Regions from separate parts of the Homo sapiens genome. Here region 1 is linked to region 2. Evidence: read pairs that join two places in POLR2A ChIA-PET (ENCODE). Cell type or tissue: OCI-LY7. All regions are shown on one strand. Links, peaks and the distances in the headings refer to the core of each region. The heading gives the core; the rest is flanking DNA. Region 1 overlaps ZCCHC7 (zinc finger CCHC-type containing 7). Region 2 overlaps ZCCHC7 (zinc finger CCHC-type containing 7).

Evidence for each region. ChIA-PET counts read pairs that join two places held together with the same protein. Peaks named below come from ENCODE experiments on the same cell type or tissue, not always from the same donor. Only the 100,000 strongest peaks of a DNase experiment are listed, where the experiment ranks them.
Region 1: POLR2A ChIA-PET joins it to region 2 with 6 read pairs; 4 of 35 experiments call an interaction of 5 or more read pairs at or near these places.

Annotation. Positions count from the first base shown.
Region 1 is chr9:37,162,368-37,170,704 of GRCh38, reverse strand. The region is part of intron 2 of ZCCHC7 (zinc finger CCHC-type containing 7); the gene reads right to left. It overlaps LOC105376033 (a long non-coding RNA gene), which reads right to left. Exons shown (of 2, transcript XR_001746665.2): 1 at 4,770-8,337. Among named protein-coding and RNA genes, the nearest start is that of ZCCHC7, 46 kb to the right of the region's middle. In OCI-LY7, for the core only: no CTCF peak of the experiment used is centred there; a DNase peak (open chromatin) is centred at 7,224; H3K4me3 peaks cover 1,192 bases; H3K27ac peaks cover 1,621 bases.
Region 2 is chr9:37,298,327-37,306,663 of GRCh38, reverse strand. ZCCHC7 (zinc finger CCHC-type containing 7) reads right to left here. Exons shown (of 9, transcript NM_032226.3): 3 at 4,433-4,476; 4 at 2,351-2,476; 5 at 950-1,120. Among named protein-coding and RNA genes, the nearest start is that of LINC01627, 92 kb to the left of the region's middle. RefSeq lists an enhancer at 4,123-4,172. In OCI-LY7, for the core only: CTCF peaks have their summits at 4,730 and 4,929; DNase peaks (open chromatin) are centred at 4,123 and 4,933; H3K4me3 peaks cover 3,313 bases; H3K27ac peaks cover 7,485 bases.

The DNA.
Region 1 (8,337 bases), core at 149-8,148, 140 kb after region 2:
GAGTAGAATAGAAATATGTGTCAATGAGATCCAAGAAAAAGACAATATAGGGATTAAATGCATCTGAACTCAGACCATTTGGTTTCATTGGCATGTTTTCATGATGTACACAAATTACACCCAAATTCCTCTTACCAACCCTAGAGAACAAAAATGCGTACCAGTCCCATCACTCTATCCCCTTTTCCCAAACAAACAGACAATTTTGGCTGATCCTGTCTTAGTTATCCTTCCTAAGTCCAAAAGCTCTCAGAACTCTCCTCAACACTCTGTTTCAAAAGATTGGAATTGGTATGTGAGAATGAAACCTATTTGCTACTCTTAGGTAGCTTACAAACAGAATTCAAAAAACTCTTGAGTGTAGCAATCTTTGGAAAATTTCAATTAAGAAAAATTTCTCATACATATGAATAGCCTCTGAGAACTACAATATGTCTATGGCACCAAATAATTAATATTAGAATAATTCTAAGACATCAGAAACACATCCATATATTCTGTTTAAGGTTGTATTTGAGAAAGATTCCCAGAAAAATCAGTTCAACTATTTTAAAAGTAAGGACACTGAAAAGAACAAACTTGTTTTAAATATAAAATGGTTAGGGTAGACTTTTTTATTCTTTTTCTAATTTTTTTTTTTTTTAAGAGATAGGATCTCACTTTGCAGCCAAGGATTGCAGTGGCACAATCATAGCTCATTACAGTCTCAACTTCCTGGGCTCAAGCGATCCCTCCAGCCTCAGCCTCTTGAGTAGCTGGGACTACAAATGCATGCCACCAAGCCCTATCTTTTGTATTTTTTGTAGAGACATGGTTTCGCCATGTTACCCAGGCTGGTCTTGAACTGCTGGGCTCAAGCAAACCACTTGCCTTGGCCTCAAAATGTGCTGGGTGGGACTGCAGGCATAAGTTGCCAGAGCCAGCCAAAAAATTTTCAAAAGGAACATAGCAATAATTAAAATCAATGAGAAACTGCATTCAGAATTTAGAAATTTTCTTTATAGTCTACTTTGTGTCCAAAGGAATGCTAGTATATACACACAACAAAAACCCCATGTTATAAAAGTAATTAAAAGATAATAAAGAAAATAGCAAATTTATCTTAAAAAATTTCTGAAGACTATTAAATTCTAAAACCAGCAATGTTGGGTTACCAGGGGAATTAGACTTAAGATAAAGTATCCATAGTGAAATTCCCACTGGAGCTACATTTAGGTCAGAGAAGCTGGCGCACGTCTAGTTTGCAAAAGAAAAAAAAATCTCACAAAGTCTTCCAAACATCTCAAGGATGACATCTCACCTCTAGCGGGTAGGCCCCCAAGTGAAAAGTATGGTCCCATTCTATTAACAACATATTTGTGGATTTTTAGAACGAGCTTATGCCAGAGTACCAGAATTTCAGTCAACAAATAGCTGCCTTCCTGACATCAATGGAATGCTTCCCTTGAACTGACATCAAATCTCAAAAGAGGTTAAGAAAGATTATATCCTAGTAGACCCAGAAATTTTAAAATGTACCATAGGCAGTATCCTGACTATGACCCCTGTATTTTGTTTCTTCATAAATAGAGAAACTTAAAATTGGGCATTCCAGTTCATTTACTGGGAAGGTTAAGATTATTGCTTAACACAATATCAGTAACAATTTGTCAGGAGATCTTTCAACAGTTCAAAGAATTGCTACACAAACGGCAGAGAATTAGAATGTCTCGGGATGTAGGAAGGGTCCTGGAACTTTTAAAATTAAATTATTAATTAGACTTAAGATAAAGTATTGCTTATCTAATGCACTGGTTTCTGTCATTACGGCTGTGACTCTGTCTCCCCTACTAGAATGTGGGCTCCTGAGGGCGGGTCCCTGTCAGATTTGGCTGTGTCCCTCCAGCATCTGGCCCAAGGCTGGGTATTTGATAAACCTCAGTAGATGCTAATTTTCTACTCCTCAAATATGTACTGGGTACTTTGTTTTTGTAGAGATGGGGTCTTGTTATGTTGCTAGGGCTAGTCTTGAACTCCTGGGCTCAAGCAATCCTCCTGCCTCGGCTCTCAAAAGCACTGGGATTACAGGCATGAGCCAGCACGCCTGGCCTGGGTACTTTGTTTACATAATTTAATTTTAGTAGGCGTTATGGAGGAAATACCGAATATGCCAAAATATGAGATCGTAAATGTAAAGTGAATTCTTATCTTCCCAATAAGCAGTTTTAAAACTATGCTTTTTTTGTTTTGTTTTTATAACCTTTTTGACATATAAATACATAAACCTTTAGAGGGATAGGTGAAACAGTCTAATGTGCTCTAAAGCATTAAGTCAAACCTCAAATTATTACACAGAAATCAAGAGTGAGTAGCAGACTTCCACTTCCAACTCAGATAAATTAACAGGGATCAGATTTCCCGTCCCACCTGAAACCATCAAAAAATAAACAAAAAATAGACAAAACACATGAAAAAGCGTTTAAAACACGAGACATTAAGAAACAGGACAATAATCCATGAAAGACATCTAGGTGAATTCTAGCACTGCCCAAAGTTTATTGCCTTCAGATTTTCCAGGCCCCAGAACAGACAGCAAGAACCCAGGTAGACTCTTGACAAACTCCTGGAGTTTAGCAGAAAGGGATGAGAACCCAGGAAGACTAAAGACAAATAAATTTGAAAGATCTAGTAATAAAGGAGAGAATGCTACACAGAGAAATACTCCCACAGATCTCCAAAGGAGAATATTTCTGAATATTCGGCAAAGTGTTCAAAATGTGTAAAGAAAACATGTGAGGCTGGGGAAAGAATCACCCAAAAGGATTACAGAGAATAGTACCAGGCATTCACACAGGGATGGGAATAGTGTCTATTTCCACCAGTGAGACTGCAAAATCTCATCAATTTACATGATGTTGCATAGAGCAGTAAGAAGGGTTGTGTAGTAGGATTAGTTAGCCCCAAACATTCTTGTTTCCACCTAGCAAATCTTAAACGCAAGGCCCAAAAGGATTAAGCCATTTCTTGGTAATTTAATTTTATCCTAGAACAAAGGTCAAGAATATTAGTAGGAATATAAAAATAACCAGCATAAAACAAGTTAAAATTAATGTCTGGCTTCTAATCAAAGATTCCAAGGCATGCAAAAAAGCAGGAAAGTATGACTCATTGTAAGGAGAAAAATCAATTAATACTAACCCAGACTTGAAAAAGATGTTAAAATTAGGGGACAAGAACATTAAAACCATTGTTACAACTATATTCCTTACATTCAAATAGTACAGACATGGAAGATATTAGAAAGACCAAAATAAAACTTTAGAGATGAAAGTTACAATATTTGGCCAGGCATGGTGGCTCATGCCTATAATCCCAGCACATATGGAAGCTGAGGCCAGGAGTTCAAGACCAGCCTGGAAACAAAGCAAGATCCCATCTCTAAAAGGAAAAAAGAAAAAAAAAAAAAGGAAAGCTACAATATCTGGTATTAAAAACACATTGGACAGAATAGACACTGCAGAAGAAAAAAATGACCTTGAAGACAAAACAAGGAACTATCTATAATAAAACAGAGAGAAAAAAGTAAAAAATAACCCATAAAAAGCATCACTGATATGTGAGACAACTTCAAGCAGCCTAGTACACATATAATTCCAATCTCCAAAGAGGGCCAAAAAACTGAAAGAAATTTTTTGAAATTTTCCAAAATCTGACCTTTAAATGGCATTCTTACGCAGGATATTTATCAAGAGAGCCATATTCTGGGCTATAAAATACATTTCAACAAACTTAAAAGGATTGAAGTTTTACAAAGTATTTTATTTGAACACAATACATTAAATTAGAAATTAACCACAGAAAGATCTCTGGACAATCCCAAATTACGTACAGAAATTAAATAACACACTTCTAAATAACCCCTGGGTCAAAGGAGAAATCACAAAGGAAATCAGAACGTATTTTGAACAAAGAGAAAATAAAGACACAACATAGCAAAATTTGTGGGATGCCCTAAAGAAGTACTTAGTGGGAAATTGATAGCACTAAAAGAATGATCTCAAATCAACAACCTGAGCTTCCACCTTAAGAAAACAGAAAAATAAGAGCAAATAAAATCCACTGTAAACATTAAAAAGAATGTAATTTTTAAAAAGTTAAAAATAAAAAAAGTTTAAAAAGTTAAAAAAAAATAGAGAAAAATCAGTGAAACCAAAAGTTGGTTCCTTGAGAAAGTCATTAAAATTTACTAATCTCAAGACAGACATACCAGGAAAAAAAATGAGAAAAGTGGTATCACTAGAGATTCTACACATATTATTATTAGTTTTTGAGATGGAGTCTTGCTCTGTCACCCAGGCTGGAGTGCAGTGGCGCGATCTCGGCTCACTGCAAACCTCTGCCTGCCAGGTTCAAGCAATTCTCCTGCCTCAGCCTCCCGAGTACCTGGGACTACAGGTGTGCACCACCCTGCCTGGCTAATTTTTTGTATTTTTAGTAGAGACGGGGTTTCACCATGCTGGCCAGGCTGGTCTCGAACTCCTGACCTCGTGATCCGCCCACCTCAGCCTCCCAAAGTGCTGGGATTACAGGCGTGAGCCACCCCACCCAGCCGAGATTCTACACATAACTGAGGGAATATTATAAACAGCTTTGTGCCAATAAAATCAGCAACTTAGATGAGATTTTTCTTAAGTCCTCCAAACACATGAACCAGTGAAGCTTTCTGAAGAAACTGATAGCCTGATTAGCTATGTCTATTTAAAAAATTAAATTTGCAATTATAAACTCACCTGCATAACATTCCTAAAGGTGATGTTAACATTGTTCTCAGTTGGCCGAAGACTAATTTGATGAATCTGAATTTTCCAAAACAGATGATTCTGATGAGTCAGATGATTCTGATGTTAGTTCTGTTTAGAAATAACTCCAAGAACAGTTTTTATATTTTATTTTCACACTGAAAATCAGATTTGCTTCAGCCTCAAAGAGTGTGTTTATGTGAAATTACATGAGAACTGGCAGCAAGCTGCAGCTTTTTTTCTAAATGCAAAAAGGGTTAAAAAAATAATATTGCATGACCAAAATGTGATTTAACCCAGAAATACAAGACCACTTTAATATTTGAAAATTCAAGTCATGTAATTCACTATATTAAAATTGTGTGATTATCTCGATCAGACCCACAAAAAGCATTTGACAAAATCCAACATCTACTCCTGGTAAAAACAGCAAACCAAAGAAAATTTCCTCAAACCAATAAAGGGTATCTACAAAAAACCTACAGCTAATATTTACATAATAATGAAAGACTGTATACTTTCCCTCAAAAACAGGAACAAGACAAGGATGTTCACTCTCGCCCTATACTTAAGGTTCCCTTCCATCCAATATGGCAAGAAAAAAAAAACAAAAAAGTCATCTGCATTGGAAAGAAGTAAAACTGCCTTTTTTATTCCCAGGTGATAAGTTCCACAACTTAAAAATCCAAAAGAATCTACCAAAAAAGAAAAAAAATTCTAGAACTAGTAAGTGATTTCAGCAAAGTTATAGGAATCAAGATCAATATATACCAGTAATACTGGAAACTGTAATTTTAAACTGGTATCATTTCACAATAGCATCAAAAAATATAAAACACTCAGGGATAAATTTGACAGAAGATTTATAAACTAAAGTTATATTGTTGACAGAAATAAAAGAAGACCTAAATAGACAGATATACCGTGTTCACGATCTGGAATACTAAATATTTTTAATATGTCAATTCTCAATGGATATACAGATTGAACACAATCCCAATTCACCCCCCACCACACTTTCTGGAAGAAACGGACTACACTTAAAATCTATACAGAAATGCATCTGGGTGCAGTGGCTCATGACTGTAATGTCAACACTTTGGAAGGCCAAGGCAAGTAGATCTCTTGAACCCAGGAGTTTGGGACCAGCCTGGACCACAGAGTGAATAAATACCTAAAAAAAACTTAGATGTGATGGTGAATGCCTATAGTTTGACCTACACAAGAGTCTGAGGTAAGAGAATCAAGTAAGCCCAGGTCAAGGCTGCAGTAAGCCATGATCATGCCAATGTACTCCAGCCTGGGCAATAGAGGGAGACCCTGTTTCTTTTCTTCTTTTCTTTTCTTTCTCTTCTCTCTTTTCTTTTCTTTCTCTCCTTTCCCTCCCTCCCTTCCTTCTGAGACAGAGTCTATCTATCTTGTCTGTCTATCTATCTATCTATCTATCTATCTATCTATCTATCTATCTATCTATCTATCTATCTAAGACAGTCTCACTCCGTCACCCCGGCTGGAGTGCAGTGGTGTGATCTCGGCTCACTGCAACTTCCGCCTCCTGGGTTCAAGTGATTCTTGTGCCTCAGCCTCCCAAGGAGCTGGGATTACAGGCACACAGTATCATGCCTGGCTAATTTTTGTATTTTTAGTTACAGAGATGGGGTTTTGCCATTTTGGCCAGGCTGGTCTCGAACTCCTGACCTCAAGTGATCTGCCCAGTTCGGCCTCCCAAAGTGTTGGGATTACAGGCGTGAGCTACCATGACTGGCCAGAAGATCCTCTTTCAAAAAAAGAAAAAGAAATGCAAAGGACCTAAAATAACCAAAACAACTTTGAAAAAAAAAAGTTGGAGGATTAACACTATCTAACTTCAATACTAATTATAAAGCTACAGAATCAACAGAGTATAGTATAGGCATCATGAAAGACAAATAAACAGAATACAACAGACAACTGATTTTCAACAAAACTGAAAAAATAATTCAATAGAGAAAGGATAATTGTTCAACAAATGGTGCTAGAAGTTAGATATCTCCATATAAAAATAAAGGACTCTGATTTACACCTCACATCATATAAAAATTAACTCAAAATGAAGCAAAAACCTAAATATTAAGCCTAAAACTGTAAGATTTCTATAAGAGAACATACAGAAATTATCTATGACCTTTAGTTAGGCAAAGATTTTTGAGATTCAACCCCAAAAGCATGATCCATTAAAGAACAAACTGACACACTGGGCTTCAAAATTAATAACTTTTGCTCTTCAAAAGACACTATTAAGTGAATACAAAGCCAAAGCAAAGACTGGACAGTTTGCAAATAAACACATGAAAAGATGCTCAACATCATTAGTCCTTAATCACAATGTGCACCCACTGCACAAATATCAGAACGACAAAATTATCAAGACTGTTCGTAGGGTTAGCAAGGATTTGGAGGAACTGAAAATCTCATCTGCTGCAGTATGAGTGCAAACATAAAAAGGTAAAAACACTTTAGAAAACTGCTATTTTTTTCTTTTCTTTTTTTTTTTTTTTTTTTGAGATGGAGTCTTGCTGTCACCCAGGACGGGGTGCAGTGGCATGATCTTGGCTCACTGCAACCTCCGCCTCCTAGGTTCAAGCAATTCTTGTGCCTCAGCCTCCCAAGTAGCTGGGATTATAGGCACATGCCACCACACGTAAAAATACTTTTTGTTTTTTTTTGTTTGTTTGTTTGTTTGTTTTTGAGACAGAGTCTCACTCTGTTGCCAGGCTGAACTGCAGTGGTGCGATCTCGGCTCACAGCAACCTCCACCTCCCGGGTTCAAGTGATTCTTCTGCCTCAGCCTCCCGAGTGGCTGGGACTACAGGCGCACACTACCATGCCTGGCTAATTTTTGTATTTTTAGTAGAGACGAGGTTTCACCATGTTGGCCAGGATGGTCTCAATCTTTTGACCTCATGATTTGCCTGCCCCAGCCTCCCAAAGTGCTGGCATTACAGGCATGAGCCACAGTACCCGGCCTGTATTTTTTAGTAGAGACAGAGTTTTGCCATGTTGGCCAGGCTGGTCTTGAACTCCTGACCTCAGGTGGTCCAACCACCTCAGCCTCCCAAAGTGTTGAGATGACAGGCATGAGCCATCGCACCTGGCCTGGAACTGTTGTTTCCTTCGAAAGATAAACACACATATCCATTACAATTCAGCCATTCCACTCCGAGGTATTTACTCAAGAAGAAAGCATCTATCCATACCAAGAGTTGTACTAAAATGTTCTTAGCAGCTTTGTAATTTCTAAAAACTGGAATTCAAATGTCCATCAATAAGTGAATGGATAAACTGTGGGATAACCACAATCAATATATAATAAAAAGTATTGATACTTGCTACTTTATGGATGAATCTCAATTATGCTGACTGAAATAAGCCAGCCCTCCTCCACTCCTGAAGGGTCCCTACTGTATGATTCCACTTATGCAAAATTTTAGAAAGTGCAAAACTAATCTCTCATGACAGAATGCAATGGTTCCCTGGGGATGGACGGTATGAAGGGGCAGGAGACAAGATCACAAAGGAA
Region 2 (8,337 bases), core at 144-8,143:
GTGAAACCCCGTATCTACTAAAAATAAAAAATTAGCCAGGTGTGGTGGCACGTGCCTGTAATCCCAGCTACTCGGGAGGCTGAGGCAGGAGAATCGCTTGAACCCAGGAGTTGGAGGTTGCAGTTAGCTGAGATCACGCCACTGCACTCCAGCCTGGGCAACAGAGCGAGACTCCATCTCAAAAAATAAATAAATAAAATAAAAATAAAAAAAGAAGCATCAAAATAGGCTTCCATTAAACATCTGTATATAACTGCTAATTGTGCATATATTTTCATTTAAATATGCACAAATAGGCCAGGTGCAGTGGCTCACGCCTGCAATCCCAGCACTTTAGGAGGCTGAGGCGGGCAGATCACCTAAGGTCAGGAGTTCGAGACCAGCATGGCCAACATGGTGAAACCCCCGTCTCTACTAAAAATACAAAAATTAGCCAGGAGTGTTGGCATGCTCCTGTAGCCCCAGCTACTCGGGAGGCTGAGGCAGGAGAATCGCTGGAACCCGGGAGGCAGAAGTTGCAATGAGCCGAGATTGCACCACCGCACTCCAGCCTGGGTGACAGAGTGAGACTATGTCTCAAAAAATAAATAAATAAATAAATAAATATGAATACACAAATTTTACATGTTATTTATTACCTCTTTAAATTCAGCCTTTATTTAACAAGCTTATAAAGAAAAAGGGCTAGAATGGGCTTAAAATATTTATTAATGCTATCTCTTGATGCTGTCTTCTGATTCAGTAGGCTCCTTACCCCTATATTATTTAGAGCACTGCTTTATATACATGTTCAGTGACAAAATGGACATGACTATATATATATATATATATCTCACGGAGTAAACATTCCTTTAGGTATGCTGACTGATAGTTATAAACTTGCACATTAATTACAAACTTGCACACTCCCTCCAAAGCCTGACAAATTAGTTATATGCAGGATACTCACATCTGTATAGTGGCCTAGCATATGACATCGGTCACACTGTTTATCCCAGGAATGTCTGAAAAGACATGAGTGGTCCAACATCTTAGGCACAGGACAGTATTCGCAAAGGGGGGCTGGACAGGAATACAGGAGATGTCCTCTCCTGGAGCACAGGAAGCAGCGACGAACTTTCTATGTGGCGAAAAAAACATAAAATCTCTTCAGTCTCAAAAGGTAGAAGATTAGTATTTGTTTTTCAATATAATCCCATAAAAAAATCTTTTCTAATTTGAGATCCCAATAAAGGTAGAATCCTGAGCACAACTGTAAAAATCAAACAAAATGTCCAAAACACTGTATGTATATTGTTTGCCAAAAAGGCTTAGTCTGTACATACTAGCAGCTGGCATATATTCCTTATGCCTCTTCTTATAGGAATATTGACAAAATGAAAGGTATGTAAGAGGGAAAGTAGAATGAGGAGGATATCTAGAAGCTAAGTCATAGGAGGAACAGATACAGAAGAAGCTGTTTTGACTGGAGAAGCAAGAACAAAAAAGGAGCATAAGAGGTGTCTGAACTATTTGAAAAGCAGTCATTTGGAAGAGGAAGGAGAAATGGAAGAAATGTTTGTTAAGAGCTAATTATCTGGTCAGGAAACGTCTAAGATCTTCAGTTCTGTGTTGTTCCAAAGGTTGATGTACCTGCTTAACGTAACTTACATTAATAAACATTTAAAAATGCCCCAAATTATAATTTTCTAACGATAAAAATTATCTCACATTGAAATAAGCTATCTTATGAAGTACAAGGTTTAGAAGTGAAAGGGGTCTCAGGAATCATCTGATTCAATCTTTTCATTTTATAGACAAGAAAACAAGAAGCACAGAGGGTTAAATGATTTGCCCATACAACTAGTAATGATAAGTTAAAATTGATTCCACATTTTTCTGACTCCAAATTTATTATTATTTCTCCGACACTAGGCTGTAAGCTACATGAAATTTAACACACATACTATAAAAAGATTTGAATTCTAAGGTTATAGGGTTTCACACTTGAGATTTTTTTTTTTTTTCTGAGACAGAGTTTCACTTTGTCACCCAGGCTGGAGTGCAATGGTGTGATCTCTGTTACCGCAAGCTCCATCTCCCGGGTTCACACCATTCTCCTGCCTCAGCCTCCCAAGTAGCTGGGACTACAGGCGCCCGCCATCACGCCCGGCTAATTTTTTGTATATTTTTGGTAGAGACGGGGTTTTTCACCATGTTAGCTAGGATGGTCTCAATCTCCTGACCTCATGATCCACCTGCCTCGGCTTCCCAAAGTGCTGGGATTACAGGCATGAGCCACCGTGCCCAGCCTCACCCTTGAGATTTTGAGTTTACAAATGTGGAAAGAAGCAAAGCATATTTCACGTACTCGTGGTAAGGGGCAGTTTTTTGATAAATGACCACGTTTGTCACAATTTCTACAGATAATGTTTTTGTTGGCTGAATAGTACCGCTGGGTCCATCTTCCAGGTGTTCGGTTATTAGCTATCTGGGCCTAAGGGAAAAAAAAATCAAGAATTAAAAAAATTGTTTCACTGCTAAATAAAAGCCATCTACTACTCTTGTTAAAGACAACTATAAGCAAATAAAGATACATCAAGCTTCAAGTCAGTTCCATTACCTTGATAAAGCAAGAGAATTATTAGTTATATCTGTTCAACTTAGAACCTAGCCACAGGGGAACTTTATGATCTCTCTTGTTCTCTTAAAAAGAGGTAGAGGTTGGGCGTGGTGGCTCATGCCTGTAATCCCAGCACTTTCGGAGGCCGAGGTGGGCGGATCACCCGAGGTCGGGAGTTCAAAACCAGCCTGACCAACATGGAGAAACCCCATCTCTACTAAAAATACAAAACTAGCTGGGCGTGGTGGCGCAGGTCTGTAATCCCAGCTACTTGGGAGGCTGAGGCAGGAGAATCGCTTGCGCCTGGGAGGCGGAGGATGTGGTGAGCCGAGATTGTGCCATTGTACTCCAGCCTGGGCAACAAGAGTGAAACTTCATCTCAAAAAAAAAAAAAAAAAAAAAAAAAGAGGTAGAAAAACATAAAAGGAGGTGCCATAAAGGTAACTCTACTGCTTTTTGTCTGCCCCTCCCGCCTGCTGAGTCTTTTATACTTCTCCATGTGATTTTTTTTTTTTAATCTTTCTCTACTTATGTTTCAGATCGAGCAGGGGTACTGACATGCATCACTTAGACACCGCGGTAGCATTCAGTCAAAGCCACTGCTGACTTCTTTTCTTTCTTTCTTTTTTTTTTTTTGAGACGGAGTTTCACTCTTTTGCCCAGGCTGGAGTGAAGTGGCGTGATCTCGACTCACTGCAACCTCTACCTCCCTGGGTTCAAGCGATTCTCCTGCCTCAGCCTTCCGAGTAGCTGGGACTACAGGCGCCCGCCACCACACCTGGCTAATTTTTGTATTTTCAGTAGAGAAGGAGTTTCGCCATGTTGCCCAGTCTGATTTCGAACTCCTGACCTCAGGTGATCCACCCACCTCAGCCTCCCAAAGTGTTGGGATTACAGGTGTGAGCCACCACGCCCGGCCAGCCACTGCTGATTTCTATAACTGAATGTACACCATGTTTTTCTGAATGGGAGGGCTACTTAAATTTTGAGTTAGGGAATGGTGTTTTTATGACTTTGTCTTTTGTAAAGTTAGTACAGCTACCCAATATATCCATTCTTTTGAACAGCACAGGGTTACTGCCTACAAGACTGGATGATAATAAAAGACTGATAATCCAGTCTTCCTTTATAGAAATAAAGGAATGAGATAATTTCTTTCCACTGGAATCCTTTTAAGATCCATTCTGCCTACAGAGTGACCCAATTCTAACTGTCCCATATTCTAATCTAAATCTAGGATCTTGTAAGAGAGTACCAACAATGCATATCATATGGAATATCTAAAGAGGAACTGTAAATCCCAACCATGCTTTAGCTTGTTTGGTAGAATTCCATCTTTAAAAAAGTTTTCATCTTTTATTTGTTATTTTGCTGAACTGGCCAAGTGGACCACATGTAAGTACAATCTAGCTATCTCCCAAAACCAAGTTATAAAATTATTCTCTTTTTGTAGCATCTGCCACAATTAAGGCTAATAATCGACAAAGACAAACACCTGCCACATCCTAAAAATAGACTAACCATTTCCTTACACTGAAGAAGCAGTTATTTCCGGTGTTGATCTTTTTAGTGGTACCAGGCCATATGGGCTGAGAGGACTCACCGCAGGAGAGAAACAGAAAGGGAAAGGGGACTGGATGATTACAGCTATTAACTCACTGACAAAACTCAAGGCTGAACCAAGTTTCTGAAGAGTTAAATCACTCATATGCTAAAATCAAATGTTTTCTTATAAGCCACTTAAACTTATTAATGTTCCAAAAGTTATCATAATAAACTATGAAGCAAAGGAAATTATTATTCTGAATTTTAAAAACAATTTGATTTTACCTCAATGTCTTTGTCACTGATGGACCAGTTTATACCATCTTCTCCTACAAAACAAATAAATTATTACTTAACCGTGGCACTTTTAAAGGACTTATAGATTGACAATAGATTACACAATTTATGAGTACTCAAATTGGACCCCAAAGGTACACTGAGAAATGTTGAATACCTGAAATTCCTATTTTGGCTCTGTTATTAATTATGTGGCCCTGGACAAATACTTAACCTCTCTGAGTCTCAGTTTTCTGACCTGTGAAATGGGATAATAGTATTTTCCCTGTCTGCCTAAAAAGTCCTGTGAGAATAAAATGAGGTATGTGAAAATACATTGAAAAGCATCAGACTACATACAAATATTAAAACAAAAAAAAATCAGTGAAGGGCCCAAAAATACAACAGCAGATGCAGAATGAAATCTTAACTTCTTTTATCTGACTAAAGCAGAGCTTTACTGAGGCAGCTGTCACAACCCTCTCACACCTCCAGGAGGATCCACAGGAGGGAGATGACTGACACTGGGCACTGAGACATAACAAAAAAATTGTGTAAATGAGATCTTTCTGTCCTTTGACTCCCTAAGCTACCCCCTCTTGTTAAGTTGGTATATAGCCCCTTACTTCTTGTTTTTTTTGGAGACAGGGTCTTGCTCTGTTGCCAAGACTGGAGTACAGTGGTACCATTTTGGCTCACTGCAACCTCCGCCTCCCAGGCTTAAGCAATCCTCCCACATCAGCCTCCTGAGTAGCTGGGACTACAGGAACTTGCCACCACGCTAGGCTAATTTTTATAATTTTTTTGGTAGAGACAGGGTTTCACCATGTCACCCAGGCTGGTCTCAAACTCCTGAGCTCAAGAGATCCACCCACTTCAGCCTCCCAAAGTGCTGGCATCTGTGGTGTGCCACAGCAAGAGGCATAACCCCTTACTTCTATAACCCTCTAAACTCTTCTTCAGAGTTACTGATATTGAGTGCTCCTTCAAGTGTGAATAAACCTTATCTTTTCTCCAGTTAACCTGTCCAGTATCAGTTAACTTGCAGGCCCACAATTTGAACTCAGCTTGGTAGAGGAAAAGTATTTCTACCAAATATGAGTATTAACTGTGTCCACTAGCTTTGCATTCTACATGACTTTCATTATAACAATAAAAAAATTAGACTCTGAATAATATCTCACTAATAGGGTTAGGTTCTTAGCACTGTATTTTATAACATCAAAAACAGCAAAATAAAAGAAAAAAAAGGAGGCCAAATATCCAGAAACCACTGATTAATCTAAAAATACAACTGTAAAAACCTAGTGGGGGAAATAATCTCCCACATTTTCTTGTATCAGCTATTTTCTTTTCTTTCCACTGTCCTTTCACAAACGTGCAAATGGCTGCTATTCCTTTGGTCCACCCATGGCCAAGGGGGAAGGGACCTATGACTAATGCAGAAACTAAAGTGTTGACAAAAGGACTGAAAGATCTTTTTCTCCCTTTAAAGCTAAGATTTCCTCTGTCCTCCTACCTTACTACTTTCCTCTATCTCAAAAACACAAATCAAGCTTGACTTGTTTCTTTGAAAGGCTTTTGAAGAGACATGAAGTAATCTACATTTTCCCAGGCCTACCAGGAGTAAGTGTCTAGAGATATATTTTTAAATAAAAAACTTTTCTAAGAAAACCATGAGGCTGCTTTACAAAAAGACCAATCCACAGGTATGCAGAGATGCTGTGCTGATGATTATTTTCTTTGTAACATTTGGAGGCTGTATCCATGTACTGAGAGTGAAGAATACATTAAATAGCAGCAGCTTCTATTCCTTCATCAACCATCCATGCTATTATTCTTTCATTCAAAGGATCCATGTATGAAGCATGCTTTGCTACAACTTTCAAAGCTGCTTTTTGTATCTCAATGTCTTTCATCATTAAAATTCAAAATGACCACTTGAAATTATGTTAACTATAAGACTGACTTAAAATTGTTCTTAAAAAATGAAATATAAAACCAATGAAATGCAAAATGGCAACTGTTACCACTCTCCAAATTTACACATAAACAGAAAACAGTAAAAAAGGAAGGTTTGAAGGAGGGAGATCGACTCTATTCAGATTGTTTTAACAATCCTGTGGGATTCAAAAATATTCTTGTGTACAGTTGTCCCTCAGTATATATGAGGGATTGGTTCCAAGACTACCCTGGTAGAACCAAATCCTTGCACACTCAAGTTCCCGTCAGCCCTGTGGAACCTGCACATATAAAAAGTTGGCCCTCTATATACGTGGGTTTCACAGCCTATGAAAACTGTATTTTCAATCCATTTTTGGTTGAGAAAAAGCTGCTTATAGGCAGACCTATGAAGTTCGAACCCGTGTTGTTTAAGGGTCAACTGTACTAACAACTCCTCAAAAAGTTATAGCATATTCATATTCTTACTATAGAAAATTCATCAACAAGTATACAAACTAAGTTTCAACAATAGATCAAGTCAGTATTTCTCAAGTGGTATATGAAGCAAAGACATCACCAGGAACACATAAGGCAATTCTTGTCCCTGCCATGGCTCCAAGGTTCCAGTTTTGATTTGAACCTAGTAATGACAGCAGCTTCCTGCCCTTGATCTTTACCTATTGTGTCTAAACTCAAAATCTCACCCCAAGGAAAGCTTTGTCTAGGGCAACTCCTCAGAACTTCCACAAACAGCAAATTCTCCAACTTGTTAAATTCTGGGTATGGTACTTGATAGAAATCTGGCTTCTAGAGTTAACTGTGCCGCTAATTTGCTGTGTGGTGTTGGGCAGGATACTTAAGATCTCTGGGTCTGTATGACAATGGGTTAGAATAAATGGCATCCATGGTGGCACCTTCTAGTACTGAATTTCTGATTCTAATTTTCTCTCATTACTGGAATTATATACATTGTCACGTTGTGTAATTTACCTGAATTAAATCTTCCAGACCTTTGCAACTAGCACAAGGTAATTCGCCTTAAAGAGGACTTTCCATACGGCCCAGGAACACTCATCTTCCATGTGTCCACCACCCAATGCCATAGAATGTTAAATGGGACTGCCCTGAATTGTAAAATTAAGACTGCCCTAAGAATGCCTGTCATCAACCCATAGCTGCTTTTATAGGGTTGTTCTTGCTGATAACTGGGATTGTGATTCTGTTCAAATTTCAGAGCCGTGATCAAAGCAGTAGCTGGTAATTCTTTCTTTGTATGAAATCAACTCCGTTTAACAAACATCTATTGGAAGATTAAATGAGCAAGGTGCTAGAGGGTAAAGAAAGATGTAAAGAGCTTATAGCCTTAGTAGAGGACAAGGTGACAAACGAAAGGAGAAAGAAAGAGTAAGAGAAGGCCAAACAAATGCTATGGTAAATTCAGAAGAATGGATAATACCTCAATTTTAGGGAGAGAAGGAAAAAAGTTACAGAAGGCAGGGCCGTAAAGGAAACTAATGAGGTGTAACTTACATGTAATAAAATGTACCTATGTAAAAATACAGTAGGATTCAATTTGGCAAATGTATACACCTGGGTAATCACTATAAAAATCAAATGTAGAACATTTCCATCATCCCAAAATGTTACTTTGTGCACATGTGCAGTCAATCCCCCACCTGAGGCAACCACTGATTTGCCTTCTCTCACGATAGATTTGTTTTGCCCCTTCCAGGACCTCACATATATGGAATTATACGTTATGTACTATTTTGTGTCTGTCTCATTTCCTCCTGAATATTTTTAAGATTCATCCCTGTTGTTGGGTATTAGCAATTTGTTCATTTTTTTATAATCAAGCAGTATTCCATTGTATGGATATAACAATTTGTTTAGCTATTCATCTGGTGATGATATTGATATAGTTTGAATATATGTCCTGGCCGAATCTCATGTTGAATTGTAATCCCCAA